2 separate regions of the Homo sapiens genome follow, and region 2 is linked to region 1. A link is a loop called in an ENCODE intact Hi-C map of the cell type or tissue named here. Cell type or tissue: ascending aorta. All regions are shown on one strand. Links, peaks and the distances in the headings refer to the core of each region. The heading gives the core; the rest is flanking DNA.

Region 1 (16,483 bases), core at 2,804-10,803:
AGGAAGGTTGATTGGTTTTCCTAAGATTGAGAGGAACAGAGCCAGAGGCTGACCCAGAGCTCCAAATTCTCAATCCAATAATTGTTCTAATACATGTAACAGAGAGTCGTTCACTACTGTGCCAGCTTAGACAGTCTCGAGCATATTCTATTGACCAACACAAAGAATATATGCAAGGAGTCTCACCATCCTTATTGGTCAGCGTTCTCCAGAGAGGCAGAACCAACAGGATATGCATACAGAGAAAGAGAAAGATTCATTTTAAGAAATAGGCTTGCACAACTATGGAGGCTTGGTGAGTTAAAAATTTGATGGTGGTGGCCGCTAGGCTAGAGATGCAGGGAAGTTGCAGTTTGAGTCTGAAGGCAGTCTGCTGGCAGAATCCGTTATTGCTCAACAAGATGGAATGGGGGTGGTCAGTCTTTGCTCTGTTAAGGTCTTCAATTGACTAGATGAGACCCACCCACATTATAAAGGGAAATCTGCTTTACCCAAAATCCACCAATTTAAGCATTAATGTCATCCAAAAAACACCTTCACAGAAACATCCAGAATAATGTTTGACCAAATATCCAAGTACAGTGGCCCAGCCAAGTTAAAACATAAAATGAACTACCACACTTTCCCACCAGACGTACAAGTCTTCACCCCCTCCACTTGTTTGCACTTATGAATATCCCAAGAAGAGCAGGAGAGGGTTGTCTATATGGGGTGACCAGGGAGAATGTAGGCAATGTCTATGGCATCACTACAGCTAGGTGACCAACAGGTAAGATGAAGGATGCTAATGAAGATCTCACTAAGATCCACCGAGCTGGAATCAAGAGAAGGGGCTAGGTCTGCGCAGATGAAGCCTCCCTTTCTCTGAAGCTCCTGGGCATGCAAATGATGCATGGTTTTTCTGAATTTTGTTTGTTTGTTTGTTTGTTTAGCTATCAATTGCTGTGAAACAAACTACCCAAAACTTAGTGGCTGGTCTCTCCCAACAACCATTTTATCATTGCTCATGATTCTGCGACCAGGATTTCAGACAGCACACAGAGGGTGGCTTGTCTGTGTCCCATGCAATGTCTGCCGAGGCTAGAATGTCCAAGATGACTTCTTCACTCATACATCTGGTCCCTCAATTAGATCGGCTCAAGTAGCTGAAGGCTGACAGAGACACTTTATGGGAGTCAGAAGTCTGTAGCCTCAATTCTCACAGTTGGCTGGGTTCTTCAGTCTCCACGCAATCTATGGGCTTCTCTCTCTCCACAAAGTTCGATCCTTCCAAGATACACAATCAGAAATGGCCAAACCTTCTTAAAGCTGAAGTCCACACCTGGCACTGGGTCCCCTCTACCAGCATTCTAACAGACCTGGATCAGATCAAGAGGAAGAGACAGCACAAGGGTGTGAATGCCAGGAGGCATGGCTCATTGAGAGTCACAGAAGTGACAAGCTACTTTGTCATTCATACCTGTCTTTGGCTACATCCAAACACCCACCCAAGTCTTCTGTGTTAGGCTGTTCTTACATTGCTAGAAAGAAATACCTAAACCTGGGTAATTTATAAAGAAAAGAGGTTTAATTGGCTCATAGTACTGTAGGCTATACAGGCATGATGCCGGCATCTGCTCAGCTTCTGGGGAGGCCTCAGGGAGTTTTAGTCATGGCGGAAGGTGAAATGGGAGCAGGCACTTCACATGGTGAAAGCTGGAGCAAGAGCAGGAGGGAAGAGGTGTCACACTTTTTTAAACAACGAGATTTGAGAGAACTTACTCACTATCTCGAGGATGGATAATACCAAACCATGAGGGATCTGCCCCCATGACCCAAACAGCTCCCACCAGGCCCCACCTTCAACAATGGGGATTACAATTCAACATGAGATTTGGTGGGGACACAGATCAAAACCATATTATCTTCCCAGAATAAGAACTCTCTTATTCCTCAAGCAACTTCTTTTGGATAAGTCCCAGGTCCTATGCATCCCCTCTGCAGTTTCCCTCCTTGGCTTCCCCCATTCACTGACCTCATTTTGTCTTGAAGATCCTTTCTTACTTCCAAAGGCATTTGCACCTCACACTCATTTTTCTTCCAGTACTCTCACACTGGAGTTGATAGCCCATTAGACCCAAAAATCTTCCCCAAAGTGAAACTAGTTTCCCTTTCCTTGAGTTGAGAAGATTTAATATCCAAATTTTCCAGAAGGTTTGGAAGGAGATATTGCATTTCATTTTTCTAGTATAAAAACAAAGGGGAATAAAACAAATGAATTGCTTTTCATTTTGAGAGACAGGCTGGTAGAGTGGTTAAGAGAGTTGACCCCAGAGCCAGCCTGGCGTTTAGTAGCTCAGTGTCTTCATCTATAAAGTGGGGAGTATCCACCCTATAGCACTGTCGTGAGGATTAAATTAATAAAAATATATAAAGCAGGATGAAAAACAGTAGTAAGTGTCTGCTATGATAATAAAAACAGTTGTATCCTGTAACTTGGAGGTCCCCAACCTTTTTGGCACCAGGAACTGGTTTTGTGGAAGACAATTTTTCCATGGACAAGGGTGGAGGGATGGTTTGGGGATGATTCAAGCACATTGCATGTATTGTGCACTTTATGTCTATTATTATATATTGTAATATATAATGAAATAATTATACAACTCACCATAATGTAGAACCAGTGGGAGCCCTGAGCTTGTTTTCCTGCAACTAGATGGTCCCATCTGGGGGTGATGGGAGACAGTGACAGATCATCAGGCATTAGATTCTTATAAGGAGCATGCAACCTAGATCCCTCACGTGTGCAGTTCACAATAGGGTTCATGATCCCATAAGAATCTAATGCCACTGCTGATCTGACAGGAGGTAAAGCTCAAGTGGTAATATGAGTGATGGGGAGTGACTGTACATACAGATGAAGCTTCACTTGCTTGCCCACCATGTGCCTCCCACTGCCTGGCCCAGTTCCTAACAGTCCATGGACTGGGGGCTGGGGACCCCTGCTGTAAACACATCACACATCTTCCTCAAGTTCCCAGTGTGATAGGAGGGGAACCCAAGTTGTTATGATTTTAAAGATATCCATGTTAATCACTTTTCTTGGAAAAGGAAGCTCCATTAAGATGTGAAAAATGTGAACTTGTTTCACAGGTGAAGTAAAAAAAGATGCAAAAAAATGCTAGGCTCTTTGTCCTCAGAAAAGAATATGGATCAATATCAGGCTTCCTCCAATATGTCCAAGTAGTGGGTTCCCAAAGGAAATATATTTGGGGACATTTTCTACCAAAAAATGGTATATCAAGTGATATGGTTTGTCTGTGTCCCCACCCAAATCTCATCTTAAATTCACAGGTATTGTGGGAGAGACCTGGTGGGAGGTAATTGAATCATGGGGACACGTCTTTCCTGTGTTGTTCTTCTGATAGTGAATAAGTCTCACGAGATCTGATGGTTTTAAAAACGGGAGTTTCCTTAAACAAGCTCCTTCTCTTTGTCTGCCACCATCCACGTAAGATGTGACTTGCTCCTCCTTGCCTTTCACCTTCCACCATGATCATGAGGCCTCCCCAGCCATGTGAAACAATAAGTCCATTAAACCTCTTTCTTTTGTAAATTGCCTAGTCTCAGGTATGTCTTTATTAGAAGCATGAAAACAAACTAATACTTTGAGCTACAGATATATGATGTATATCTATATAAGTCTAGATATATGATGTATCTATATATGTATCTTATATAGACAAAACATACATGAATTACTTATATATGTATAGATTCCCAGACTTGCCCACCCTAGCCTGTTGAAATCAACATGTACTGAAAGTGTAAGAGTATGAAAGAAGCATAGTCCCTACCACACACATGGGTTCCCCCAACCTTCCCTCCCAGCTACCCTACCCAGGCTTGGGCCTTGGGATACCCTGGTTCTGAGTCACCACCCGCTGCCTCTCAACATAGTAAGGGTGGAGATGGCAGAGAAAGAAAGTGAAGGGAAAATCTCTAGGGACCATGAGAGCTCAGGTGAGCAGGCAAACATGGAGGAAACTTTGCAACCCAAAACCTCTTCTCTGCCCAGCCCCTTCCTCCTACTCCATAGACCAAGGGTTAATCTCTTAAGAGAGTGTCTTCAGTTTTTCTGACAATGCCATTTTCCAGGCAGACTTTCTTTTTAAAGTAGTCAAATGCTTTTTTTTTTAATAACATAGATATGTCCTCTTTTTTTTTCTTGCCTTAGTGGTTTCCAGCCAACCATATACTTAAACCCGCCTGACCTAGTCATAGAACATGTGGCAAGGACACAACCTACAAGCAGTGGCCCGTTTTGTGTCTGTGGCTCCACAGATCACAGAGCCTGCTCTGGATGACTTTTCTCACCCTCCTCAGGCCCACCCAATGCCTTTGGAACTTGCTGACGGATGTGGTTCTCTGGTTACGATTCTTGGCGCTCTGCAACTGATACCTGCCTCCTCTTCTCTGGGATCTTCCTGAGCTCTGGCCCCCACTCTCCTGGGTTCCCATTGGCCACTGGTGCCCCTACCTTGCTAAATCAAAGATAAGTCACAAGACAGGCCACTTTCCTTCCAGCCTTCAGCTCGGTGGCCACGCAGTTCAGGCAGTTGACCACAACCCAATGACTGACAGACTGACTGTCTTTTACTTTTTCTTTTTCTTTTTCTTTTTCTTTTTTTGGATACAGAGTCTTGCTCTGTCACCCAGGCTGGAGTGCAGTGGTGTGACTTCAGCTCACTGCAACCTCCACCTCCTGGGTTCAAGCAATTCTCCTGCCTCAGCCTCCTGAGTACCTGGAACCACAGGTGCGTGCCATCACGCCTGGCTAATTTTAGTATTTTTAGTAAAGACAGGGTTTCACCATGTTGGACAGGCTGGTCTTGAACTCCTGACCTCAAGTGATCTGCCCACCTCAGCCTCCCAAAACACTGGGATTACAGGTATGAGCCACTGTGCCCGGCCTGAGTTTCTTATTCTGAGCTGAAACAAAGCTCAAGAGAGGGTCCAGAAAGGCTTCTGCATAAACAACTGATACCTGAAAACAGGCAGATTTTCAATGACAACGCCTTGTTTTGCAGCACCGTGATGTCAAGATTATACTGAATTGTGTGAATTAATTTGTTTTATAGATGAATCACAAACACTGGTTTTATTCCTAAGTAATATTTGATGAGTTTCATAACAATTTTTTTTGCAGAACCAAGAAAATAGATGACTCACAAGGGTAATAAAATAGGGTTCTCTCATTTCTCTTGGCAAAGCAAGCAGTCTCCATAAGTTAGTTTTTCTAAATACTTTTTTTTAAGCCAATAAAAAAATCTGAATGTGAACATAGCTATGGGTCATAAGATTCTCCAAGGGCCACAAGCACCTCTCACCCCGAATGTTAGATATTCTTTCTCAGAAGAGTCTCTAAAAAGAGAAATTTTCTCTCTCTTTTGAGTTATAAATAATTCACTTTACTTTTTCATCTTTGATATTTTCTGTGTTGAATATAATGTGGCAGAATCATTTTAAGGTGGGAAAAATTGTCCTAGCTTTCTTTTTTTTTAACTTTTTGGATTTCTTTGTGAGACCTTTTTTATCACCAGGCAAATTGGGGTTCACGTGTCACCAAAGCCAAGAAAATATGACAAAGCCAGAGTGCTTGAAAACAGCTGCAAAAAATTTTTTAAAAAAGGAGGGAGGGGAATGCAGAAGGGGAACAAAAAACCTTTTAAAGACAGTCAAGAAAGATGAGGCAAGTTTTGAAATGTTAATAAAATATGGAAAGATAAAACCATAACACAGTTCAGTTTTGTACCACACAGCATATTTTTCACGAAAACTGCATTTCTTTTTTTTTTTTTTTTTTTTTGAGACGAGTCTCACTCGTCGCCAGGCTGGAGTGCAATGGCGCGATCTCGGCTCACCCCAACCTCTGCCTCCCGGGTTCAAGCGATTCTCCTGTCTCAGCCTCCTGAGTAGCTGGGACTACAGGTGTGTGCCACCACACCCAGCTAATTTTTGTATTTTTAGTAGAGATGGGGTTTCGCCATGTTGGCCAGGATGGTCTCAATCCCTTGACCCTGTGATCCGCCCACCTCAGCCTCCCAAAGTACTGGGATTACAGGCGTGAGCCACAGTGCCCAGCTGGAAACTGCATTTCTCATCCCCATATTCACTTCATCTAGGCCAAAACCTTCTCTTACTATCCCCAAGATCATTATCCCCAAGGACTGTTGACATCATTTCCAATATTAAGATATATTCAAAACAAGTTCCTCCTTATCTGTTCTCTTTTGACATTTGTGCTGTGTTCATGCAACTGTTCAGAGGGCCCACTTTTCCACTTTGACTTTTCTCTCTGAGTCTCAAGGGAAAACACTTCTGATTTCATGGCCTGGACGAGCTGTCTGCACTGTCTCATCCTCTCACTTTCTCCATCATTCATTCATTCACTCATTCAGCCAAGGCTTGCAGACTTTACAGTTGAAAGACAGCATAGTGAAGCGTGGGTTTTAGAGCCAGACTGCCTGTTTCTTACCAGCTCCGTGACCTCAGGTGGTTGACTTACCACTCTGTGCCTCCATTTCCAATCTGTGAAATGGGAATGATGGCAACTATTCCCAACATTATAGAATCAGTGTGAGGATTAAATAAGCCAATGTTTACAACACACTTAGTACACAGCAAACCCTCAGCAAACATTTCTATTGCTATTGCTACCTGCAACTAACTTTTATTTGGTGCTGGGTATTTCTGAAGGAGATACAGAGGAAAAAAAATGATCTTTACCCTTTACCTCTCCCTGGGAAGATGTACTGCCACCCAAACTCAACAGATTTTTGTTTTAAATCACTGCAGCTAATTGTATTGACTTTTAAAACATGGTTTATTTGAGTATTGTAGGACCGTAGTGATTTCAGGCATCTGCACAAGTAACTTTATACACTAAGGTTAATATTGGGTCGTGAGCACAATCTCCCTTTCACCTTTGTTCCATCTTTGCTATGGAAATGGCTCCTCTCAGTGGACAAAATGAGTAATTACATATCCACATCCTCCCATTTAGAGGTCCTGTTCACCATAGTCACCAACATCATTAGTTAATTATTTAATGGAATTAAATTAAATTGTTTGTGTATAAATCTATTTGCGCAAAGATTTAGTCCACAAATTCAAATCCTATTACAATCGTACAACATCATAATTTCCTATCAGAAATTTAATACTGAGCTGTCCCCAACAAAACTCAAAGACATATTTCTACCTAATTAAAATGATGTGTATTCACCTAAAGATGTTTGTGAGGAGCAAGTAGCTTATATGCTTGTTTAATCCAAAGAATGTTTTAAAGGTTCGTCTGGGCCCTTGAAATCAGCAACATGAAATTGGAGGCCCCTATGTTAAGTGACGTCTCTTTACAGTAACTAGATTAAAAGGAGTGAATTGTCTAAATGTATGTTAGTTGAACATATACATTTATATATGTAAAAATATACATATACATTTTGTTGAATTCAATCACGGATGATGATGATGATGATAATGATGATGATGTTGATGAAGATGAAAATAAAGATCACGATGATAGCTAACACTTATGCAACATTTACTACATATGTGTCAGGCACTGTTTACAAACCTCACATGAGGCATTTCACTTTGTCCTCACAAAAACTCTTTCTAGTAGATGCTCTTATCATCCTCACTTTACAGATGAGGAAAGAGTCACAGAGCTTCAAACAACTTGTCTAGAGTACACAGCTAGGAAGTTGCTGAGCTGCAACTTGAACCTTCTTCCTGTGCCTAACAACTACACTATTATTCATCTTCAATAATGATTGGAAATAAAAAACTTGAATGGTATATGAACATTCACTTGTAGAGTTGGAATAAGTTATATGTATTCATAAGCATATGGTTAGTGAAAATGAAATATTATTTACAAGAAAACATTCCAAAGAAGATAAAGAGATAGCAAATAAACCCATGAAAGCATGCTCTACCTCATTAGTCATTAGCGAAATGCATAAAAAGACCACCACACCTCTATTAGAATGGGTAACTTAAGGCCGGGCATGGTAGCTCACGCCTGTCATCCCAGCACTTTGGGAGGCTAAGACGGGTGGATCACTTGAGGTCAGGAGTTCGAGATCAGCCTGGCCAACATGGTGAAACCCCATCACTACTAAAAATACAAAACTTAGCCAGTCGTGGTGTGGGTGCCCATAATCCTAGCTACTTAGAAGGCTGAGGCAGGAGAATCACTTGAACCCAGGAGGCAGAGGTTGCAGTGAGCCGAGATTGTGCTACTGCACTCCAGCCTGGGTGACAGAGCAAAATTCTGTCTCAAAAAAAAAAAATAATAATAGCAACTGGAAAACCTGTGCATTGCTGATGGAAATGCAAAATGGCACAGGGTTTTTGGGAAAGCTTTCTCTTATAAAGTTAAACATTCACTTATGACCCAGCAATCTCACTCCTAGGTATTCACCCAAGATCATGAAAACACATATGTCCACACAGATACCTGCAGATAAATATTTACAGTGGCTTTATTAATAATCATCAAAAACTTGAAATAATACAACTATCCATCCACTGGTAAATGCAGAAACAAACTATTATACATTCATGCAATGGAATGCTCCTCGGCCATAAACAAACACATTGCTAACATGTGCAACAACATGAATGAATCTCATGCTAAGTGAAAGAAGGCCACTCAAAACGCTACGTCCTATAGGATTCCATTCATGTGACAGTCTCCAAAAAGCAAACCTCCAGGGAAGGAGAATGGATCATTGGTTGCCAGATACTAGGTAGAGGAAAAGGCACAATGACCCCTTGGGATGATGAGAATGTCTATGACTTGATTTTGGGGGTGGTTACATGAGCATATGTGTTTTCCAAAATTCACAGAACGATGTGCCTAAAAAGGGTATTTTTTTTTTACCATGTTAGTTATACCTCAATTTGGACATTAAAATATAAAAGAAGGGAGGAAGGAAGAAAGGACTGGCTGGGTATGGTAGCTGGCACCTGTAATCCCAGCACTTTGGGAAGTCGAGGTAGGAGGATCATTTGAGCCCAGGAGACAGAGACCAGCCTGGACAACATAGTGACAACCTGCCTCTACAAAGAATAGAAAAAATTAACCAGGTATGGTAGTGCATGCCTATAGTCCCAGCTACCTGGGAGGCTGGAAAGGAGAATCGCTTGAGCCTGGGAGACATAGGCTGCAGTGAGCCATGACTGCACCACTGCACTCCAGTCTGGGTGATGGAGCAAGATCCTGTCTCAACAAGAGGAAGAAGAAGGATGAGGAGGGGAAGAAGGAGGGGGAGGAGGAGGAAGAAGGACTAACAAAAGACTCAAAGAAGAAGGAAGAAGAAGGGGAGGAGGAGGAGGAGGAGAAAGAAGAAGAAAGAAGGAGGAGAAGGAGAAGAAAAGAAGAAGAAGAAGAAGAAGAGAAGAAGAAAAGAAGAAGAAAGAAGAAGAAAGAAAAGAAGAAAGAAGAAGAAGGAAGAAGAAGAAAGAAGAAGAAAGAAGAAGAAGAACAAGAACAAGAAGAACAAGAAGAAGAAGAAGGAGGAGGAGGAGGAGGAGAAGAGGAAGAAGGAGAAGAAGAAGAAGAAGAAGAAGACCTAATAAAAGACTCAGTGTAGTCCAATGGTTAATAGTGTGGGGCTAGGGGTAGGCTTTCTGGGTTCAAATAGAGTTTGACCACTGTGGGACCTGAGGTAAGTTATTAAACCTCTGTGCCTCAATTTCCTCATATGAGATAACACTTATTACTTCAGAGCCGTCATGAGGATTAAATTAATGTTTTTAAAGCACTTAGAATAGTATCTGGCATACAGTAGGTTCTCAATAAGTATTCGTAGCATGAATAATATTATAGACCATAATGCAACACACTCTATCAGAAAATTATGTTAGCTTTAGAGGAGGCAGAATCAGGGCTGGCTGAGTCATGTGCCCTGAGGCTGGTGCCTACTAATCCAAGCCAGCAATAGGCATCAGATTCACATCTGTTTTAACCTCCTGATTCTGAATATTCAGCTAAATCCCTAGTAGATTCACACTGCTCCAAACCAACCCCTAAACTAGGATCTCCACTAGCACCAAACTTGTCTGTCCAAACTCAAAGTTAAAGACCAGATTTCCATAAATTCCTGGGTGTAGAATTTACAGTGTGAGTAACTTCCGCCACAAAAGCTCAACTGATCATAAGCAGTTTCCCCACAAGTCCACCACATTCCTTCTACTCCACTTGGATGTGGGGACATTCACAATGGCAGGAAGAGAACCCTGGCAGACTCTGCTGGACTCACCCCAGAGATAGGTGGTCTCTCAGTAGTGATGAGAGTGAGACTCAGGAATACAGAGGGAAGGGAAATGAGGCAGGGGCCACCTGCAGAGAGTGCTCCCGTGGCTGGATCTAGTGAGATCACCCTTCAAGAAGCCATGCAAATGGCACTACAGGACAGTTAGTCCAGGGGTGCAAAGCGGAAGAATTTATCCACTGGCTCCTATGTCCCAGGGTCAAATGTTTGCCCCGTGTGGCGTTGCCTCCGCCATGCTTCATGGCTGTGCATGCATGAACACTGAGCATGGTCTGTAGTGTTTCATGCCTCATCCCAGGCCAAAGCAAGAGACAGGCATCACAGAAGGGGGTGGGGCAGATCAGGGAACACCAAGGGAAAGTCACTTGGAGCTCTCACAGAGCCGGTTGCCACTATAATAACTGGAAAAGTAGGTCAGGCCAAGAGGCTATGAATTGTGCATAAGAGATATCTGAGTCTCCACAACACAGTAGTTCCACTCCTGCTAGATCCTGGAAAAGAAAAATCTCACACATTTTCACAAGGAGACAGGTACTAGAATTTTAATGTATTTTATTTTATTTATTTATTTATTTATTTTGAGATGGAATCTCACTCTGTCACCCAGGCTGGAGTGCAGTGGTGCGATCTCGGCTCACTACAACCTCCGCCTGCCAGGTTCAAGCGATTCCCTTGCCTCAGCCTCCCGAGGAGCTGGGATTACAGGTGCCTGCCACCACACCCAGTTCATTTTTGTTTTTTTTTTTTCTTTTTTGAGATAGAGTTTTGTTCTTGTTGCCCAGGCTGGAGTGCAATGGTGCGATCTCAGCTCACTGCAACCTCCGCCTCCCAGGTTCAAGCGATTCTCCTGCCTCAGCCTACCTAGTAGCTGGGATTACAGGCATGCGCCACCACGCCCGGCTAATTTTGTATTTTTAGTAGAGACGGGGTTTCTCCATGTTGGTCAGACTGGTCTCGAACTCCCGACTTCAGGTGATCTGCCCACCTCGGCCTTCCAAAGTGCTGGGATTACAGGCATGAGCCACCGCGCCCGGCAGGTACTAGAATTTTATTGTCGCATTGTTATGTATGTATGTTTTTATATTTTGATCTTATGTCCAGGGTTAATCCTACAGTATTAGAATTAGCAATTCTAATTCTTTACGTGTTGGTAAGATTCTTACATTGTTGGTAAGATTTTGTATGTTGATACCTGCAGCTCTAATTCATTTTTATTGTTATATAATGATTTATTTGCTTGTTTTACTACAGAGTAGTCATCCATTCTCTCATGGGTGGACTTTTAGATCGTTTAAGTAGTCCGCTTCTCCTCCCCTTCCTTCTCCTCCTTTCCTATTACATAACAATGCAACAATAAAATTCTAGTACCTGCCGAGCGCGGTGGCTCATGCCTGTAATCCCAGCACCTTGGGAGGCTGAGGCAGGTGGATCACCTGAGGTTAGGAGTTCGAGACCAGACTGACCAACATGGTGAAACCCCATCTCTACTAAAAATACAAAAATTGGCCAGGCATGGTGGTGTGCGCCTTTAGTCCTAGCAACTGGGGAGGCTGAGACAGGAGAATTGCTTGAATCCGGGAGGAAGAGCTTGCAGTGAGCCAGCTGAGATCGTGCCACTACACTCCATCCTGGGTGACAGAGTGAGACTCCATCTCAAAAAAAAAAGAAAAATGCTTTGGCAACAGTTTATACTGCACATCAATACTAAATTCAGACTTTGTTTCGGGCCTCAATTCTTATTTTTTTAACTTTTTACCAAGAATCTTGCCCAACTGAAGGAAATATCAAATGCATTTTTATAGTGAATTCTCAGTATATACAGAGTAAATTTCAATTGTGCAAATGGTAGATATTAACATGCCTTCAGTGAGTAGGATGAATCAAAGGGAAAATATGAAAATAATTGAAAAGTTCTAGAAATGAGCTATTTGTCTTCTCTACACAAGAAAAAGTAGCACCCAGTTCCATGTGACTCCTTGTTAACAGAGGCAGTCACCATCCTCCAGCTGTGGTCGTCTCCAAAGATGACCACCATGCTATCAACTCTCCCTGCCTGTATGTACATCCATTCCTCTAATGAGAGGTGGAGTGTACTTCTTTTCCTTTGAATCTGGGCTAGCCCCTTGCTCTGATGGATAAAATATGTCAGAAGTGAATTTTGAACTCAGGAGTTAAGCTGACCCTTTCTACCTCCTTCTTGGAACATTCATTCTTGGAACTGAGGCATCAAATTTTGAGGAAGCCTAAATAACTACATTGCAAGGCCCATATGGGGGAAAACAAAGGTCTTTGGTAAACAGCCCTAGCTCAGCTCCCAGCCAACATGCAGTACCAACTGCCAGACATGTGAGTGAGCTCTCCTGGGTCTTTCTTCCCAGTCGAGCCCTCAGAAGACTGCAGAGTCAGCTGACATCGCATGGAGCAGAAAAACTGACCCCAAGTCCATTTCACCCATAGAATTAGGAATAGTAAGATGGCTGTTGTTTTAAGCTACTGTATTTTAAATTGGCTTATTCCACAGTAATTGATAGCTGAAACAGAACGTGATATCTAGAAGTGAGATACTGTAACAGAAACCAAAAACATACAACATTGGCTTTAAGACTGGGTGGGGCAGGCGGGAGCCAGAAAGGTCTCAAAAAACCACTAAAGGAGACTGGAAGGAGAGTGAGGAAATTGTTATTGGAGGCTGAAGAAAAGGCAACTCATACAATATATTGGTAGAACATTTAACAACACTGTCAAACTATGAAGCCAATGGAAAGAGAGATGAACCAAAAAAAAGGACTGCTCAGATTGAGAGCAGAATTTAGAAAACACGTTGAGAACTCAGGACTCAACAAAAGATTCTCAAAGGAAGAAATGTCCTTAAGGCAAGTATTAAACCCAGGTTGCTGCAAGTAAAATATAGTGTCAGAGAAAATGTTCAAATCAAAAGTGCAGGCGTAAGACCTTAGAAAGATTTGAGACAGTGCCTCAATAACCTTCTTCATTTCCAAGACAGAAGGGCTTCCAAGAATCTTAAGGGATTTGTTCTATAGCATTTTTAATCTCAGTCCAAGGTTTAGATGCTCCTGTCTCAAGGAGAATTCTGAGTGTCGCATTTATCTAAGGGATTGGAATTATAATTTGATGCACAGGAAACCTATAAGGTTTTTAAAGGAATTATATTAACTTGGTCTAAAAGATACAGAGATGGTTCAAAATGAAAAGAGGTCTCTGGGTCCTTAACCTCTTATAAAGAGAAAGGAGATTGAGACTGTCTCCTACTCAGCTGCAAGCATAGATAATTTCTTATAGAAAAGAACAGGTCACTAGAGAGCTGAGTCAAGAACCACAGAGAACCATGAAAGAGATCCTGATTCAAAAAATGACAACACATGCCTGGCTGGATTTCAGAATTGCTATGAACTAGTTAAAGCTATTGGCCTGTTGTTTTCCCACTTTTTGAATGGGAGCATTTATTGCATTTATCTTGTCCCTTTTTCACATTTTATGTGAGAGGTTGTATACAGGGCAGATAACTTGTCTTTCTAGTTTAGAGGAATTTTCTCTCAAGAAACCACACCAGAGAAGCTGCACTCAAGGATTCCTATCCATGCTTGAAGCTAGTAATATGATCCTGTACTTTGTTTGAGCCAATACCATGATGCTAATATGAGGAGAGGAGATGAGTATATTTTGCATATTGTGGTAGGTAGTATCTAAAGATGGGGCCCCTGTGCACATGTGTGCCACTCTCACAGTGAGTGGAGTTTTATTTCATCTCCTCTTGAATCTGGGCTGGCTCTATGACTTCTTTGACCAACAGAATTGGTCCAGCCTTAAGTGGACTGCCTTCAAAGGCAGCCTTAAGTGAGTTCAGCCTTCTGAGAACTGACAATTTCTGCTTCCTTCCTTTCGGGTGCCTATTCTTAGACTCAAGATGCTATATTGTGAAAAACCCCAACCTACACATGGAGAAGGCCATATGAAAGAGAACTAAGCCCCAGCTGAGGTCCCAGGCAATGGCCAGCACTATACACAGCAATGGCCAGCTCTGTGAATGAGCCCTTTGGGACATTTTAACCCAATCAAGCCCCAAAATTACTGCAGCCACAGCCAAAATCATGTGTAGCAGAAGCTTCTTCCAAATGAGCTCAATCAACTTGTAGAACTGGGAAAGATAATAAAATGGTTGTTGTTTTAAGCTGTTAAATTTTAGGGTGGTTTGTTACTAGCATTAGACAGCTGAAATACAAATCCTGTGCAAATCTCCAGCGATAAAGCAGTTGTGTGCATTTGATCCCAAAGGGCATCATTTTAAGCTCATTTGCATCATATAATTGTTTAATTCTTCCTGAGATATAATTGCAAATTATCCAAGTCATGCTTGCAAGTGAATCAAGAAGAAAAAAATCTTAATTTTATTAACTACTGATTTACCCACATCAATCTGATTTACACACCAACCTTTATTTTGATGCTTCCTTGGATGGAAAAATAAATAAATAAAAATAAAGCCCAAGGTCAAAACAGTCAAATAGAAACTAGTAAGTATTTCTTGAGTTACTGCTTCCTACTATCATGGACACTTTGCATGGTGGTGAAAATAGAAGAATCTTTGCCCTCAAAGTTCTCACCATATGACAGATAAGAACAGGCCAGGCTTCAGAGGCTGGCAACTTGACTTTGCCATCACATTGCCTCTCATACACCAGTCTCCATACTCTGAGCACCCACTAGCTAGCTAATTAGCAGTGACTGCTGTCTATTTCCAGGAACATCTATGTGAGTCCTTAGGATTGTATACAGAGACAACCCGAGTGCCCCCCGGCCCTTTCTAGGGTCTCTCTTGCTCAGATTATGAGCGAATGGGAGCCAAGGGATGATTTCAGGGGGAGCTCTGCAGACCCAGTGTTCCAGGTCTTCCATGCCCACCAGCCCTCTGCCCTGGTGCCTGCCACCACTGTCCTGGCCTTCGACTCCAGTCCACGCTGCTAGACTCTCCTGTAGAAGTCAGGCATGGTGGCTCATGCCTGTAATCCCAGCACTTTTGGAGGCTGAGGAGGGTGGATTGCTTGAGCTCAGGAATTCGAGACAAGCCTGGGCAACATGGTGAGACCACATCTCTACTAAAAATACAAAAAATTAGCTGGTGTGGTGGTGCATGCCTGTGGTCCCAGCTACCCTGGAGGCTGAGGTGGGAGGATGGTTTAAGACCAAGGTGCAGTGAACCGAGATCACACCACTGGATTTCAGCCTGGGTCACAGAGCGAGACCTTGTCACACAAAAAAAAGAATCTCCTGCAGACTTCTAACCTTCACGTGCTGTGGGCCTGTGTCCACACCTCCACTTATTTCTCCCAGGCAGCTTGGCCTCTGTCAACCCTTATGTCCACCTTTCAAAGAAAGGTCCCACAGCCCTTTCATTTGGATCCCTTGGAACTCCAATCTTTCCTTTATGCCCCAGGACCTGTCCTCCGCTAAGAGTCACAGCACTCTCAAGTGAGGCTGCAGGACTAGGAGGAGGTGATGTTGGGGTGCCCTGCCCTGGGGGAGGCACAGCCCCACACCGAAGCACACCCATGCTCCCCTCCTTCACCCAGATCCCTGCTGCTTCACCTGCTACACCCACCACTCTTCAGAGGTCCTATTGCTATCTGACATTGTCTTGGGTATTTACCCATTCTAGTTTTTATTGCCTGTCCCCTCTCATGCCCCGTGGAAATGGCGATTGCTTGTCTATTTGTTGTCAGGTATCTCCAACGCATCATGTGGCACATAGTAGATGTTCAATTAGTATAGTCATCCTTTGCTTAAAGATGGTGATACATTCCAAGAAGTGTGTTGCAAGGCAATTTCATCATTGTGTGAACGTCATAGCATGTACTTATGCAAACCTAGATGGCACGGCCTACCACACACCTAGGTTATATGGTACAGTTTATTCCTTCTAGGCTACAAACCTGTACTGCAGGTGACTATGCAGAATACTGTAGGAAACTATAACACGATGGAAGGTATTCATGTATCTAAACATATCTAAGCATAGGAAGGGTATAGTAAAAAATGTGGCATGAAAGATTTTTAAAAAGTGGTACACCTGTATAAGGCAGGCCTGCCTATGAAAACCTTGTGGGACCACCATCATATATTCAGTCCATCATCAACCGAAA
Region 2 (16,483 bases), core at 5,279-13,278, 180 kb before region 1:
CTTCCCTAGACATGGAATTTCTCTAAACTAATTTGAAATTGAAAAGTAGCTGACTCTCAGAATTTGGGGGATCTCAAACCAGATGATCTGGAGTTACGGAATTGTATGGATAATAGTTAGGTTTGCTTACTTGCCATTTGGATTCTGATGTAGCATTTGATAAGTAGATGCCAACAAAAGACTCAACAAAAACATTACCTTAATTCTGACCTGGCTCAGCAGCGGTCTGTATTTAGAGCCCTCAATAAAGTTTTTTTCCAACAAATAGTTTTTTTTTTCAAGTCTTTTATAGACATGGGGCCATTGAATTTTTTTCCTCTCTGGTGTTTTATTGTCCAATTGCCTAGACTCTCAGAATTGAGCAGAAATAGAGAAACCTTTTCCAACGCATACAATTGATGGTTTGGCTCTTACAGTCTTCTGGTCAAGTTGAAGCAGGCAGGGAATGCGATGCCAATGTCCCCAGGCTCAGCTTAGGGCTTCGAGGCCTTCAGTAGGTTCTCCTAGAGCTCTGTTTTTAGAAGAGCAACAGATCCTCTTTAACCAAAGGGAATGAAAGAAGTCCCTTTATCCACCACTCGTGTATTCTTTCCAGTCCTGATGGTAGATTTTGTCAGCAGGAGCCACAGCAGGCTAGGAGTTTTATATAGGTCAGATGCTGAGGCTCTTTCCCCTCCAGCGGCATTTCCCAGCAGGTTGGGTTTCCTCATCAATCACGCGTTGCCCATATTGAGTTTCCTGGTTCAGCTGCTCATGTGGCCATGCTAAGGCTGAGGGAACTGGAGTCAGCATTAATCATGAGACTCGTCACTCTTGGGGCTGGATTGGCTTGGAGGATGCCTATAGTTAGGCTTTTTCCCTGGAGAAATGTCAGCTTAGACAAAAAAAAAAGCTCAACTTCTGCTTGATGTTTAATAGCTTGGTCATTATGAGGGATCCTATAAAACCCCCACCCCCTGCTGTTATGTGGGTGTTTTGTAACCGTAAAATCAGTCATTTCTTCCACAGCATATTTACTGGCTCCATAGAGGACAATCTACAAGGATTCTAACTTACCTCTCACCTGTCTCCTTACCTAGTTCCCACACAATTATCCCTGGAGACGACTGAACCCTGGCTTGTTTGTTTAAGTGTGTTATCATTCAGCTGTGCACTGTTTTTAAGTGATGCCGCGTTCTGTAATTAGTGCTGTTAGCAAAGGTGGCATCTACAGAGTTGCTGGCCGTTGCTGTCAGGTACTGTGGCAAGTTTCAATCACACTGTTTCCTTTAGTGCTAGACGTTGCCTCGGCTTTGAGGTGTGGGAGCTGTTAATTAGTATCTGAAATGCGCATCTGTATTCCCGCTGCTGTATTTCCCCTGATGGCCCCTGTCACTGTGACTTCTAAGTCTTCTGTCTGGGAGCTATTTGTTGAATTTAATTCCACATTGGAGAATAAATGTGGGTGTCCTAGGACTTAGCCCATGGAAGGAATCTGCTGAGAATCTAACTAACTTTTAGGGTTTTTCTTGAAGATGACCCTGTGGCAAGGATTTGAGTGCAAGTCATTTATTTGGGAGGTGATGGGTGGCCCCGGAAACACTAGGAGGGGAGTGGGAAAGGTAGACAGGAAGAGACACCAGCCAGTAGTCATCAGGCCACTTACTGCTGTGGACAGCTGGAGCTTGCTTGACCTCCCTGGGAAACAATGGCGGCCAGGGTAGCATGATCCCACCTAATAGACAGGTGAGTTGCGGTATTTATCCTCAACAGCCCTCTTCAGTCAGAGTAGGCCCCAGAGCCCAGACAAAAATGCCCAGGCAAAAAAATGCAGGTGCTGGCAAGTAGAAGTCTGGGCAGTGTGTGACCATGGTAAGGCTGGGTCCCGGGGAAGTGGGGGAAGGAGCTCCCCTAACTCCACAACCCAGGTGCCAAAGCAAACTGGCAAAGCCGAAATCCCTGATTATGTCATAACTAGAAAGGACCTGGGAGAGGATGTCATTCAAGTCTTCTAACTCCTACAGATATATTTTCCATAGCTGTCATCCAACTTCCACCTGAACACCCCCAAGTGATGGAGGGCTCAAAGATGTCCGTTCCATGGATAGATAGTTCTAGTCGTCATTCTACCTGTTACTTTCAAAATTTCCATGTTTTATTCAAACAGCCATTCATTCCATGTTCATTGAGCATCTCCTGGGTAGGAAGAACAGTATGAAGAACTGAGATTTACAGATGACATGGCCACTGTAGCTCTCATGGTTGCATATGGAGGAGAGGAATAGACAAGCAGAGATGTTATTCTCCTACAGCATTTTCACAGGGTGCTCTCATTGCACCAGATACATACACTGCAGAAAAGGGAGTGATTACCTTTCCACAAGAAAGGAAGGTGAAGCAGTCAGAGTAGGTTTCACAGAGGAGTGAAGAGTGATTAAAGCTCACTGAGTAGGAGAAGAAATGGGTGAGATATACTCAGCATGAAGTTAATGGTGGTGACAGCCACATTAGATTCCCCCATGCTTTGAAAACTATTGATGCCAATAGAAATTCCCACACCTACAGAACAAGCGCTTTATTAGTATCTTAAACTAGAGCTCTACTTATAATGGGATTAAAAGAATTACTTATTCTCTACTTTTAAAAGCATGAGGCCAGGCACAGTGGCTCATGCCTATAATCCCAGCACTTTGGGAGGCCAAGGCGGGTGGATCACCTGAGGTCAGGAGTTCAAGACCAGCCGGGCCAACATGGTGAAACCCCGTCTCTATTAAAAATACAAAAATTAATCGGGCATGGTAGCAGGTGCCTGTAATCCCAGCTACTCAGGAGGTTGAGGCAGGAGAATTGCTTGAACCCGGGAGGTGGAGGTTGCAGTGAGCCGAGATCACGCCACTGCACTCCAGCCTGGGCGACAGAGTGAGACTCTGTCTCAAAAAAAATAAAAATAAAAATAAAAAAATAAAAGCATGCACCTTTTAAAGGGGAATATCAGTATTTTTTCTTCTATCCAGTTTTCCAAACCTCCATCAATTACCCTAGTGGCTCAAAATGAGCTCATCTACAAGATAATTTACTTCCTCTGCAGATATTTTCAGAGGTATTAGGAGCAAACACATGGATACACAGAAACTACCACCAGTTGTACCACATAGAAATAGATTCTATAAAAAGTAGCTCAAGTCAACTACACACCGGTCTAGTAGCCTGTGACTAAATAGTGCTGATCACTGTACTTGCTGCATGTGGGAATGCAGAAAAGAAGATAAGTCCACAGCTTGTCACAACATTCACAACCTTCAAAATGAGGTGAACCTAGAAAATGAGCTAATCAAATATGGGTGTGACTGGTTTATATTTGCATACATGTATATAAAGAAAGAGGTGTGTGTGAGAGACATTTATCCTGAAAAATGAATAGAAAAAAATTGGCATACTCCTCCCTAAAATAAGAAGTTTATATTCAACAATTTTTTGTCATTTTAGAGATAAACAGGAAAAAGTAGTCGAGATACCATCATGTAGAAAAGTCACAAACTGGCTGTCTTTAAGCCAAATTCAGCTTGTAGATGGGTCATGCTTGGCTCACACAGTGTTCACCCACAGAGAGTTTTAAATCTGAACTAGTTGCCATCCTTTAAAAATAATGATAGTATAGATCAAAATTCAAGTTCCCAAATTCACTTAGAGTATCAAACTGCCTGGCAATTCTGAGGCTATATTTCACATGACATTCAGTGGTTTTCTCCTTTTAATAAGCAAATACTTCCTAGTAGACCACTCCCCTCCTCTTACTATGGAAGGTAATTATCACCCATCATTTCATTTCTCCTGGCTTCTTTCATTTACATTCCCGGTCTGGCCCTTGCAAAACTTTGAGATGGCCAGAAAGGTATAAACTAAGAAATGAAGAACAGACTTAGATATTTAAATTTTATTTTCTATGTTGCATTTCCCAAGATCACTGGGAAACTGAAAGATGCTCCAGGATAAAAGACAGTCCGTAGGAAAATAAGTTTGATAAACTAACCCCTTTTGAAATTCTCATTGTGCCAGGGCATGTAGAAAATGATGAAAAGTCTCTGGGAAAGCTCATGACAGGCAAACTTGCCTGGCTTTGGTTAGACAATAAAGAGCTACTGGAAGGTTTCAGGTAGTGGAGACTATGCATTAGATCAGAACTATGCATTAGCTAGTTAAATTTGCTGAAAGTACAATTTCCCTAAAAACAAGAGCGAATGTAAATTAAAGAAGCACTATCTATATCCTTCATGTTTTTCCTCTCATCTTAGTCTTATGCATGGGTTTTGCACTGAGCATCTTTCCCAGTTTCACCATTAGTTGACCCCTGCAACTTACAATCCTTGTACTTAAATTCACATCTCTATAAATTAGTAACAATGCCTTATGTTCTGATACGTATGAGGATTAAATGAGATAGTACCTATATTCTCATTTATATCTTCTTCTTACTACTGCTATTATCTATAGATTCATAGATTTCTATATACATATGTTCCAGAAAAATTTCCTGGGCATTTTGATATATTATATAGGACACTGAACTCATCTACTTACCCAGTGAAAAATTTATGTCCTCTGAAGTTTATTAATGAGGCTCCTTTGGTTGAAATTCTAATTATACTGTATGGACTTATATATTTTTGTCTTCCTCAGGGAAAGGAAGTTACAAATTTTTGTCTTCCTCAGGGAAGAACATATAGAAAGAAAGAGGAAAGGAAAAGGAAAAAGGAAGGAAGGGAGAAAGAGAACGAAAGAAAGAAGGAAGGAAAAGAAAAGGAAAGAAAGGAAGAAAGGAAGGAAGGAAGGAAGGAAGGAAGGAAGAAAAGAAAGAAAGGAAGAAAGAAAGAAAGAAAGAAAGAAAGAAAGAAAGAAAGAAAGAAAGAAAGAAAGAAGGAAAGAAAGAAACCTTGTTCCCCTAGAGAATAAGAGTGAAAGTAAGCCAGTGTGGCAAGTTAATGTTAGTCGGAAACAACAGAAGCTCTTTGCAAACTAGGAGAACAGAGAATTGGCTCAGTCATTTTCCAGAAATGAGAATTTCTAGGTCAACCGCAAAATTAGAAGTTTATAACCAAGAGTTCAGCCAAAAGAGCCAACAGTTCCCCATGAGTCTGAGGGTTATCCACTACAGCTATGTTCAAGCTTATGTTCTGTTTTCAGCTTGGTATTCTAACCATGCTATGGCAGAAATATCTCTGATCATGCCCTTCTTGCATTGGTTTGATCTTCCATCTCTGAAGTCAACTAAGGCCACATGCAGTAGACATTTCTGTAAAGACCATCACCAAGCGTGGGATGCTTGGTGCAAAGGCATAGATGAGATACCCCGAGCTATGATGAGGTTACCTAAAGAATCTCAGGAAGCCAACCCCCAACTACCTGAAGGGGGAACATTTCAAAAATATTAGGATCTTACTATGTTTCAGGAACCAGGCTACAGATGGGGAAACAACAATAAACAAAAAGCAGACCAATCTCTGCCCTGTAAAGCTTATGGTCTAGAGAGGAAGGCAGACAAATTCTGCAACTTTGGTTAGTGTTCAAGAGGAAAGAGGCTTAGTACTTTGAGGGGCTGTCATCCGGCTTCATCTTGGAGGTCAGAGAAGGCATTCCTGGGGAAGCAAAATCTAGATGATGACTAAGAATTAACCAGGCAAAAAAGGGATGGAAGTAAAATTTCAGATTCTATTTGCACCAGCCTCATAGCAATAGCATCAGAAATATTCAAGGATCTGAAAGAAAAAATACAGTGTAGTTGAAATCTACAGAAAAGATCCAACTGATGCACCAAGAGAAAAAAAGGAAAAGAACAAAATAGAGCATAAGAGATATAAGGAACCCAATCAAATGCTCCCTAGCACAGCTGCAACTTGAGTCCCAGAAGGAGAGGAGAGGCTGAAATGGGGCAGAGCATTATTTGAAGAAATAATATCCAAGAGTATTCCAAAACAGGTGACAGACTTTGACCCACAGACTAGATCTAAATGTTCAGCAAATCCCCGCAAATGATAGATAAACAAATTGTAATATGCCCATACAATGGGGTTCTATTCAGCACAAAAGACAGAACTTCTGATATTTGAAACAACATAGAAGACTCTAAAAGCATTATGATAAATGAAAGAAGCTTGTCACAAAAGGCTACATACTGTATGATGCCATTCATATCACATTCCGAAAAAGGCAACACGATAGTGATAAAAATCAGACCAGTGGCCACCAATGCCTGGGGTGGGTAGGAAACTGGCTGGAAGGAGGTACAGGAAAACTTCTGGATTGGGGGCCTCTCACATATTAACAGTATGATAAAAACAGGCTACAAAGTAATATCACCAGTAGGATGGAGATTTTGTTATATTTATAATAGAAAAGTCTAAAAGAAAACATCCATAATTCAACCATCAGGAGTTAGCTACTGCTTCATTTTTGTTTGCTTTTAATTGTGTTGTTTACACTTTTCTTTACTGAGTTTTCTACAATGAGAATATAACTATTATAGTTAGGGAAAATATTATTTTTGAAAACAACTAGTAATATTCATACTGATTCTAAAACATAAGCAAGCTATTTCCTAATAAGTTTATAATTTATTTTCTAATTTTAAATATTCTCCTTTAATAAAAGAATGTTTTTAAAATAATTTTAAAATTTTGTATTGTTAATTCTACACACACACACACACACACACAAGCTTCATCCATATTTTAAAATCTCTGTCTATAGTAATCACTACCTTTGGGTTTGCAGAATTCTTAGCTAAATTATTCACTTACCTGACCACCCCCCCCCAACAAGCCCCCAAATAAAGTGAATTTCCAACATGGTGTTTGCATTGCTAATTGATGTCTACCTGCAAGATTTTCCAAGTGGAAGGTACAAAGGGAGACGGCAGGTCTCCAAAAACAGATCAGGGCTCCCTAGCCTTTGTGTGTCACCTGTTTCTAAACAGCACAATTAGAGCAATAAATGCTGCAGCCCCGTGTTTGGCCTGACGGGATGATGACCCTGCGGCTCAGCAAGGCCACGTATGACAGACTAACTACTTGAAAAAGGACTCTCTTGAGGGTTACTTAACACAGTCACCTGTTGATTTATGAACACGCACACTCACACATACCTTGTCTCACCCTTTTAATCATATCAATTTGCTGCATCTCAGCAAAAGAAAAAAAAACCGAAACCACTAATTACTCACAAATAAGTCAATGGCAAAGCTCCACATCTGCTCAATCTGGATGGATGAAGTTTGTAAACCACTAACACTTCATTTTCCCCTATTTTGTAATGAATTTTTAATTACATAAGAAATAAGTGAATTCATTCTCTTCTGAAATATTAGGACATTTACTCAAAAGTGCCTTTTGACCACATTCTCCAATTTCTATCCCTCTGAACCCTCCCCTTGGATAGTTTGGGGTTTGGGGATTTAGCCTTGCAGTCCTTTTATATATGGTCTATAGTAGCCTATAGTGCAGCACAGAGAGCGGTATTTCTTCATGAGGGTTTTTCTTGTTTTTCTTTTCTTCTTTCTCTCTCCCTCGCCCTCATTCTTTTCTTACATAAATGGTTTCATACTGCAGTTTCATTCTGCAAATTGCTCATTTTTTTTTTGAGCCTTATCCCAGGCTAGTTCAACTAGATCACTTTTATTTATTTTAACTGCTGTATACAATTCCATCATATAAATACAGCACACACACACTTTACTTATTCCCTGTTTGATTCCCTGTTGATAAACAATCCAATTTTTCACCATCACAAGCAATGCCACCACGTACATAGTCATATCTGACAATCCATGTCCACATGTTCCTCCCACCCAGGCACACCAGGTCCATTGCCACCACACTGAAATGTCAGGCAGCTTGACAATCAAGTCACGTGGTGCCTGGGTCTCAGTTCTCCGCGTTCTGGAACTCGGTGGAGCAGGGCTCTTAGGGTCTTGTGGCCACCTCACCGGGTCAGACTCTCCCCGAGGTGGGAGGACAAGCTAATAGGAGAAACAGGGCCATTTCTTCACCCAACCACTCAGGCTGCCAGACTCATTTTCAGATTCAAATGCAAAATTTCATTATTTCCCCTCAAACCTAAAACCCCACCTAAAGGCGGTTGAGTATTTGGCATTCCCTCTACATTGATCCTGGCTGAGGAGGGCCCGGGGGACTCAGGTCTGAGGAGGACACGTTTTCCAAGGCGGCCCTCCTTCCAGTGCTGCCAGGAGAGGGAAAAGGCACTCAGGGAGTTTTTGCTGGAGATAAGAGCAATTTTTGAAAAAAAGGTAGTAAGGCAGGAGGTGGAGTCTGCCACGGGTCTCTTTCAAACTTGCTACTTTCCATCCCGTTAATACAATCCCGGCCCTGTTTCCCGGCCCCGCGGCCATTGCAGAGTCATGAAGTCATCGCAGCTGCGCCTGCAGCCAGGCGGGAACGGGAACGGGAACTGGCTGGCCGCGGTCCCTTCTGTCCCCCGCCAGCCGGAAATGTCCGCGCGCTGAAAAGCAGACGCTGCCTGCCCGGGGAACGGCGAGAGAGAGCGAGAAAAAAAAAAGCCTGAAGGCGGCGCGGCAGCCAGCGAGAGGGGAGAAACAGATTCACACCCAGGGGCCTCCGGGCAGGGCCCACGGGACTCAGGCCGTGTCCCGCTTGGAATGTGGAGCAGGCGCGGCCTCGGCGTCAGCAGAGCTCCCCTGCATCTCCTCCTGGGGGTGTGGGGGCCGAGTGGGAGAACTGGCGGACAGAGGAAAGGGGCCTCGCTCGCAAGGCCCGGGCGGGGAGGCCTGGCCTCCTGCTCAGTCGGTGCAAATGGAAAAAGAGACGTAAGTGCCAAGTCCCAAAAGAGCAAGTCATGGGCCCCGGCTTTACAATCTGTTTCATGAGTTATTCCTCCAAGCATGCCTGGCAGTCGAGTTTCTTCATTAGTGCTGCAGCAAGCAGATGGGAACATGAGCGCCCGAGAGCATGGAGGCCTCGCAGGCAAGCAGGTGGCAGCCCCCAACATTCTGGGCAGGCTCTGGGGTCGAGGGAGCACGTTCTGATGCTTAAATAGCCTCACCTTTTATCCTGACTGGGGTAGTCCTGTGTGGTGGTTTGGTGCCCGTTTTACACCTAGACCCTCTCTCTACCCCTTGACTCGCTCTCTACCCCTTCATCCATAAGTAATGTCTGCCTCCGCCTGATCCCAGGCTGCCTTTCTGGGGTTCCAGAGACGCTGGTTGTGATGAGCAGCAAAGGGCCTCACTGTCTAAGTCGCCCAGCAGTTCCCTTGTCCTCGGGAAGGCTGCATCTTAATGGAGACCAGGAAAGGTAATGCAGGGATGGAGTCTGGATGAAGACCTGCCAAGTTGCGAGGAAGGTGGAATGGCATAGACACGGCGTTCCAAGCAGCCAGGGTTAGCCAGTCAGCTTTCCCAGTGATAGAAACCTTGTAGGCACTTTATCCTGTGACCCCAACTGTCCTCCTCAGGTGTCAACTTCCTTTCCATTACCATTAACTCCTCTTATTCCAACCACAGCTGTTGTCAACCCTCTCAAACCTCTGAAAAACAGGATAAAAGCCCCAGTGGGTATCAAAATCTCTGCCTTGAAATCCTTTTGAAACAAAGATTGTTATTGAGGGAGGTTTTCAGAATGAAGAGGAGGCTGCTGCCGTCTGAATGTGATGGTATTATTAGGAGGTGGGGCCTTTGGGAAATGATCAGGGCATGAAAGTCCTCATGAGTGGGATCAGTGCCCTTATAAAAAAGGCCCCAGAGAGCTGCCTTGCCCTTCCCACCATATGAGGACACAGGGAAAAGGCACCTTCTATACAAACCAGGAAACAGACCCTCACCAGATGCTGAATCTGCTGGTGCCTTGCTCTTGAGCTTCCCAGCCCCCAGAACTGTGGGAACAAACATCTGTTGCTTATTAGCCACCCAGTGTATGGTATCCTGTTAGAGCAGCCTCAGATGACTAAGGCGGCAACTTTCCATCCCCATGTCTGCAGGCCTCAGCCCCCCTCCCACGAGCATTCTCTTCCTTCTTCATGAACATGGGATTTTGTCGGTCCCCCATAGTCCCCAATCCCTCTAGCACTTTGGTTTCATAATGAAAGACATAAGAGGAAAGAAAGATCGCAGAGAAGCAGCACATGGAAACCATCCTGTCTGGAGCAGAGGAGCGAAGAGAGAGGACAGTCTGGGGTAAGATGTTGCTGAGGAAACCCAATTGGGCTGAGGAGTGGCTGGGCTCACCATCTTCCCTTCTTCTGTCTCCCCCTCCGTGGGACAGTGCTGCTCCCCGTGTCCAAGGTCAGGGACAGGGGACAGGGTGGGATTGCCACTTGGGCAGTGTCAAAAAGAAAATAGAAATTCCTGAGGAATGGCTGAGATTGACATGAAAGACAGCCCTCAAGTGGCCCCCACACATCCCTTTTGGGAACCTTTCCTCTCTTTTACCTGAAGTACCTTCATAAATGAGTGCCTGCTTAATTTGTTTTTTAAAAACGGAGTGAAAAACAGGCAATGTTTATGTCTCAAAGAAGCGTTTCTGATGAAAGCACAATAAATGCAGTTTTGCAGTACCATGCAAAGCAATAAACATGGAGTAGCTTCATACTGTGAGTTTAGGTGTGAAAAACTGTAAATACTCGTTAACAAAATCACCCAACCAAAATCACACGAAAAAAGTGAGCTGTATAACTGCGTATTGGCTATGACCTGGGTGTTTGTATAATCTATCATCCAAACAAGAAGCTGTAGGCACAAATCAAACCATCTAGAACACAGGTCCCACTGGCTACAGCTAAACTTGTCAGAGGTTACATCAGTTGTCAGTGTTGTGATGTATAGTAGCCAGCAGTGAACTCCATGGAAGTAATAATGAAAGGTGAACAGCAAGAACACAGCTGTATCATCATAAAGTCAGCGTTGTGGCTCAGACACAATAAAGCACACCTCTGCTCATTCTCCTCCACAAGCTACTGACAAAACACCGAGGACAACAGGAAACAAATGGCAATATGTGGATTTCACAAAAGAGGAAACCCCACTTCCAGTGACATTGCTTCCTGTCATCTGTTCCTCCTCTAAGAGCAGAAAGCCATCATTCTTCGTCTCCAAATTTTATTTTGGAGGTCATGACACATGGGTTTCCTTGGATCTTTGAAATTTACTTGAAACTTAAGAAGAACAGGCTAGACTGTTTTGTGCATCATGATCACAATGATCAATGATCCTAGGCATTGGGAGAACCCTACTCTTGCCCCCAACAGTTCTGGAAGAGACATCACATCTGCTCTCAAGACAAATCCACAGTACAAGATAGGACATGCTGTCTTTCCATGAGACCATGAGTTCCTCAAAGGCAGTGAACATGTTCTAATTTTATCCACTTTCTTTTCAATTTGAGGATGATGCATGCTTCAGGATAGGAACTGAAATACTAGTTCCCTTCTCATTCCTAAAAATGTATACCCACCCATCTTCCACGAGCTCCTGGAAGTTGAGTGGGTCTACATTTTAAACAAATTGCTTACTGGGAATTCATAGGCGCTGTGGTGATTCAGGTAATGGAAGGAAGCCCATGCATAGGAAGGCAGGAGTTAGAGGCAAGATAGAAGCAAGAAAGAGTCAAGAGCGCATCAGGCCCTCTGACCTTTGCCCTTGGCCATCTGCAGCATAGGAGGATGCCCCTTGTGCCAGGTGGCTCTCAGAATCTGGGGACTGTAAGAGCCAGGATCAGCACCCGTCAGTCACATGCTGAGCCCAGCACTGACAATGAACGTGTTCTGTCTATGACTCAAGATATACACTCCATCTTCTTGAACCTTAAAAATATTACATTGAGTTCCTCAGGAAACAGCATTTAGAAATGCAAGCATTTTCATCTCATCGTTTATCTTTAAGACAAGGTTCTGGAGCCTCCTAGGAACTCATTTAAGGGTGCTGAAAAAGGAGTGGGTGAGGCTTTAGTTTGCTTAATCTCAATATTTGAAGTGTATAACATTATATTTGAACTAAAGTTTAATTTGCTAAAAAACGCAAATTGTTTCTCTATTCTGTAGAATATAATTGATTTGTAATGCCTCCTACATGACAAGTGGGAATACAGACTGTGGTTTGCTCTCAAGATGTGTATAGGGTAGTGGGGTAAGAATATGTATATATCCAGATTGTTACAGTCTAAGGCAGATATGGGAAAGCCCTGCTTTGAGTTCTCACAATCTAGAGCCTTCCCCAGTCGCTGAGGGGTGATAAACAAATATCAAGGCATTGTCCATTGTTGTCTGGGAACTAACCTTTTGTCTCTGTCATATAACGCTGAGTTTCTGAGGGTCCCAGTGTGCGTCAGGGGCAGGAGAAACAGTAGGAAGCTCTGTCTGGCTTCTTGCTTCATCAGACAGGACCCGGGCGTTTTTGCCTTATTTAGAAATATACTTGTTTTATTATGACACCGACCGTTTGTTAGCACAGAGAGAGACAGAGAGGCTCACAATGTTTGAGTCCCTTATCTCGCATTGTTTATGTTCTTAAAATAATTTAATTAACTTAATAAACAAAAGCATTTTCAATTCATAAACAAAGAGAGCTCAGAAAAATTGAATGTTCCAAAAGGCAAAATGAATAGAAAAGTCACATCATCCCAAGTCATTCTCTCACCCTCTGTCTTGCACATTCCTGCAAGCCCTGTCCCTAAGAACCAATGGGACTTCTAAAAACTGTCTTCATTTCCTCATTTTGTAAAGATTTTAGTGGGATCTTGGAAGGCTTCTAGACAGATCAATATTAAAACTGGTTCTAAATGCCATGGCTATGTCTACCTTCTGAAATTACTCTAAAAAGATAAAGTGAAAAGGACAAATGATTTGGAATTTACAAAGCCGTTTTAAATGTATAGATAGATTCAGGTTTGGTTTTGTTGTTGTTGTTGTTGTTGTTGTTTGTTTGTTTGAGATGGAGTCTCCCTCTGTCACCCAGGCTGGAGTGCGGTAGCATGATCTCAGCTCACTGCAGCCTCCGCCTCCTGGGTTCAAGCTACCCTTCTGCCCCAGCCTCCAGAGTAGCTGGGATTACAGGCGTGCGCTACCATCCCCGGCTAATTGTTTTATATTTTTTAGTACAGACAGGGTTTCACCATATTGGCCAGGCTGATCTTGAACTTCTGACCGCAAGTGATCCACCCATCTTGGCCTCTCAAAGTGCTGGGATTACAGGGATGAGCCACTGCGCCCAGTCTGATTCAGTTTTTAAAGAAGGAAGAGTTTAAAACTCTAAGGCTGAAGGATGATTTCTGAAAGAGCCAAAGGAATGAAGGGGTTATCTCATTCTGGGTTTAATGCCATCAACACAAGCAAGCAGACTACATAATTTTAATCTTATACTTTTATTAATTTTTGAGATATTTTATTATAAACTTTTTAACCCATAAATGATTCGGAACAGTGTAAAAATACTTATACTCATGACCTCTGAAGTGCACTGTAATCTCTGCACTTCAATAACACAAATGCAGTTTCTGAATTATGAGTGTAAATGTACATGGATGGAATATAAATTATTATGGGGACAAATGTGCTATCTACAAGTAGTTATGTATTTTATACAGTTAATATTAGCTAACTTGGTTTAAACATTAATTACATGTTAGGCACATACTAAGAAATTCAAGTGTATTATCTCTTAATCCTCCAAGTGTATTATCTCTTAATCCTCCATGAACCCATGAGGTAGACACAATTGTTTCTTACATTTTACAGATGAGGAAACTGAGGTTTGGAGTTTGCCCAACAAACATAGCTAGAAAGTGATAGAGCCAGCCTCGAACCCAGCCTCTCTGACACTGTCCTGTGGGATGGTGAAGAGACGGCATGGAGATATGATTAGTTGTAATATTATTACAGCAATGATTATTTTAAAAAGCAGGTGATTTGTCATTGTTTTTGACATGTCTCAAATTTTTCCTGATAAACCCTCTCATCTATGTCAGTCATAGTTCAATCAGAAGCAGACGCACTAGGAGGTAATACATGTTTTATGTATGCATGTCAAACACACAGACACACACTTATACACACATATACATATATACCTATGTGTGTGTGTGTGTGTATCTTTGTTACAGGGATTTGTACCTTACAAAGTTGTGGGTTCTTGCTAAGCAATCTCTGTAAGGACATTGTCCACAAGGCAGGCAGTGGGGAAGCAAGGACAAGATGGAGCCCACGGGCACAAGCTGGAACCCATGAGGATGGACTGAGACTCATGCCAATTCTTGCTGCCTCTGACTTTGATGGTGTGGGTGTCCTGCAGGAAAAGCTTGTGCCCTTTATCACAGAGCTGGCCCAGGAGCCAAGAGGCCAAAGCAGGACAGCAGGGGCCTGCTGTCCCACACCAGCAACAAGCAGCATATGTGTGAGCTACAAAAAAGGCTGCTGCTTCACCTCCAACCTTCACATGTCCCATAGGAGGCTCTTTTGTGGCTCACTCTAACCAGAAACATGCAGGGGAGGAAATTCTGGGAAATGTAGTTCTGTCTAGGCAAGTTGACACATTGCAAAGCTACCACACCAAAGTGCACCAAAGGTACAAAGATGGATGGGATATGGCTCCTGCCTTCAAGGGGCTAATCATCTAGGGGTGTGAAGGGAAAGAGAAACATGAATGTATAATATCAACACAAATATTATATTATAACAAGTATTATGATAAGTGCACTAAGGGTGCAACAGAAGCCCACAAAAGTGGCTCACCCTACCCAAGCTGGGATTCCAGGAGAGCTTCCTGGAGGATGTGGTGTCTAAGTGGCCTTAAAGGATGAAGTAGAAGTTGACTAAGAAAAGAAGGTTTAGTAAGGATATTAAGGTGGGTGGCGAGAGGGAATAACCATTAAGGTCTATGGCAGAGGCAGGATAGAGAGATGTATAAGCAATAAATGTGGAGGGCTGGGAGTGGAAGGAAAAGATGTTGGAGAAGTCAGTGTTGCAAACTCTAGAAAGTCTATGCATTGTACTACAGGGAGCTTGGACTTCATGTCCCAGTGATTGGTGAGCAATTCAGGAGTTAGACACATGAAAATGATATGGTCATTGAGGTAGATAGTCTCCAAGATATCACCTCACTGGCTTTCCTCTCTGTGCATGTGTACTGCTCACTGCATTAAAAGGTAGGCTTTAATTTTTCTCTTCTTGAGTTTAGGCTGGCCTAAGCAACTGCTTGGCTTAGGGAAGACAACAGAAGTGACATTCTAAGAAGAAGTCTTAAGTAGTCCTGCAGCTTCTGCCTAGTTCTCTCAGAATACTAGCTCCTGGACCATGACATCTCCTCTTAGAAGCAAACTGCCATGCGGTCAGAGTCTAAACCCCATGGAGATGCCACATGTAGGTGCTCTGGTCAGTCACCCCAGCTGAGCTCCCAGCCAAAACTATCTTGTGCATTGCTATCATGAACATCCAGCCAAGTCAGGCCTTTAGATGACTCCATTCCAAGCCACCATCTGAATGCAACTGCATGAAATACCCCAACTGAGGATTGCCCCTTAACAACCCACAGAATTGGAGATATAATCATAAATTATCTTAGACTTCCAAGTTTTCATGTGGATTGTTACACAGCAATAGATAACCCAAATTGCCATGTTTATGTTTTGGGTGTTTTAGGGGGAAGGAATGGAGGAGGGAAGACACTTTAAGTGAAGCTTACTGACTTAAAAAAAGATAAAATGAAAGTAGGAAAACTTTGTAGGAATTCATTGCTATAACCAAAAGAGAAGGTATGAGAACCTGAGCCTGAGAGTACTAGTTGGGGTGAGAAGAAAAGCTGGATTCTAGAAACAGGAAATAAAATTAATAGGCTTTATGATAAGTGAAGGGCAAAGGAGAGAGGAGGAGTCGAAAATGTTTTGTGTGTTTCCCCTGTACGACTGGGTGGAAGCTAGCTATCTCAATCACAAAGACCCAGAACACAGCAGAAGGATCAGGTGGCATAGAGGAGGGAATATTATGAGTTCTATGAGGTTTCTAAGTGTATGGTTAATTTTGTGTGTCAACTTGACTGGGCTATGGGATGCCCAGATCACTGGTAAAACTTTATTTCTGGATGTGTCTGTGCTTGTGTCTCAGAAGAGATTAGCATTTGAATCAGAAAACTGCACAAAGAAGATCCACCCTCACCAATGTGTGTGGGCATTGTCCAATTATTTGAGTACCTAATAGAACAAAAAAGCAGAAGAAGAGCAAATTCTCTCTCTCTCTCTGCTTGAGCTGAAACATTCATCTTCTCCTACCCTCAGATATCAGCACTCCTGGTTCTCAGGTTTTTGGACTTAGACTGGAACTTTTACCACTAGCCTCCTAATTTGCTGGCCTTTGGACTTAGACTGAATTACATCATTGGTTTCCCTGGTTCTCCAGTCTGCAGACAGCAGATCATCTGTTGAACTTTCAACTGCCATCAGCACATGAGCTAGTTCCTATAATAAATTTATTTTTATCGATATACCTATCTATC

What was found. Hi-C counts contacts between places; a loop is a spot of excess contacts. Peaks named below come from ENCODE experiments on the same cell type or tissue, not always from the same donor. Only the 100,000 strongest peaks of a DNase experiment are listed, where the experiment ranks them.
Region 2: a loop joins it to region 1, with 4 times the contacts of the local background. A loop is called at or near these places in 3 of 110 quality-filtered maps.

What each region holds. Positions count from the first base shown.
Region 1 is chr9:87,317,816-87,334,298 of GRCh38, forward strand. No RefSeq gene overlaps it. Among named protein-coding and RNA genes, the nearest start is that of DAPK1, 170 kb to the right of the region's middle. In ascending aorta, for the core only: a CTCF peak has its summit at 7,031; no DNase peak of the experiment used is centred there.
Region 2 is chr9:87,140,084-87,156,566 of GRCh38, forward strand. It overlaps LINC02872 (long intergenic non-protein coding RNA 2872), which reads left to right and starts at 8,561. Exons shown (of 2, transcript NR_161226.1): 1 at 8,561-8,815. RefSeq lists enhancers at 8,164-8,672, 8,673-9,180. In ascending aorta, for the core only: a CTCF peak has its summit at 8,629; DNase peaks (open chromatin) are centred at 7,918, 8,488 and 8,788; H3K4me3 peaks cover 1,446 bases; H3K27ac peaks cover 3,020 bases.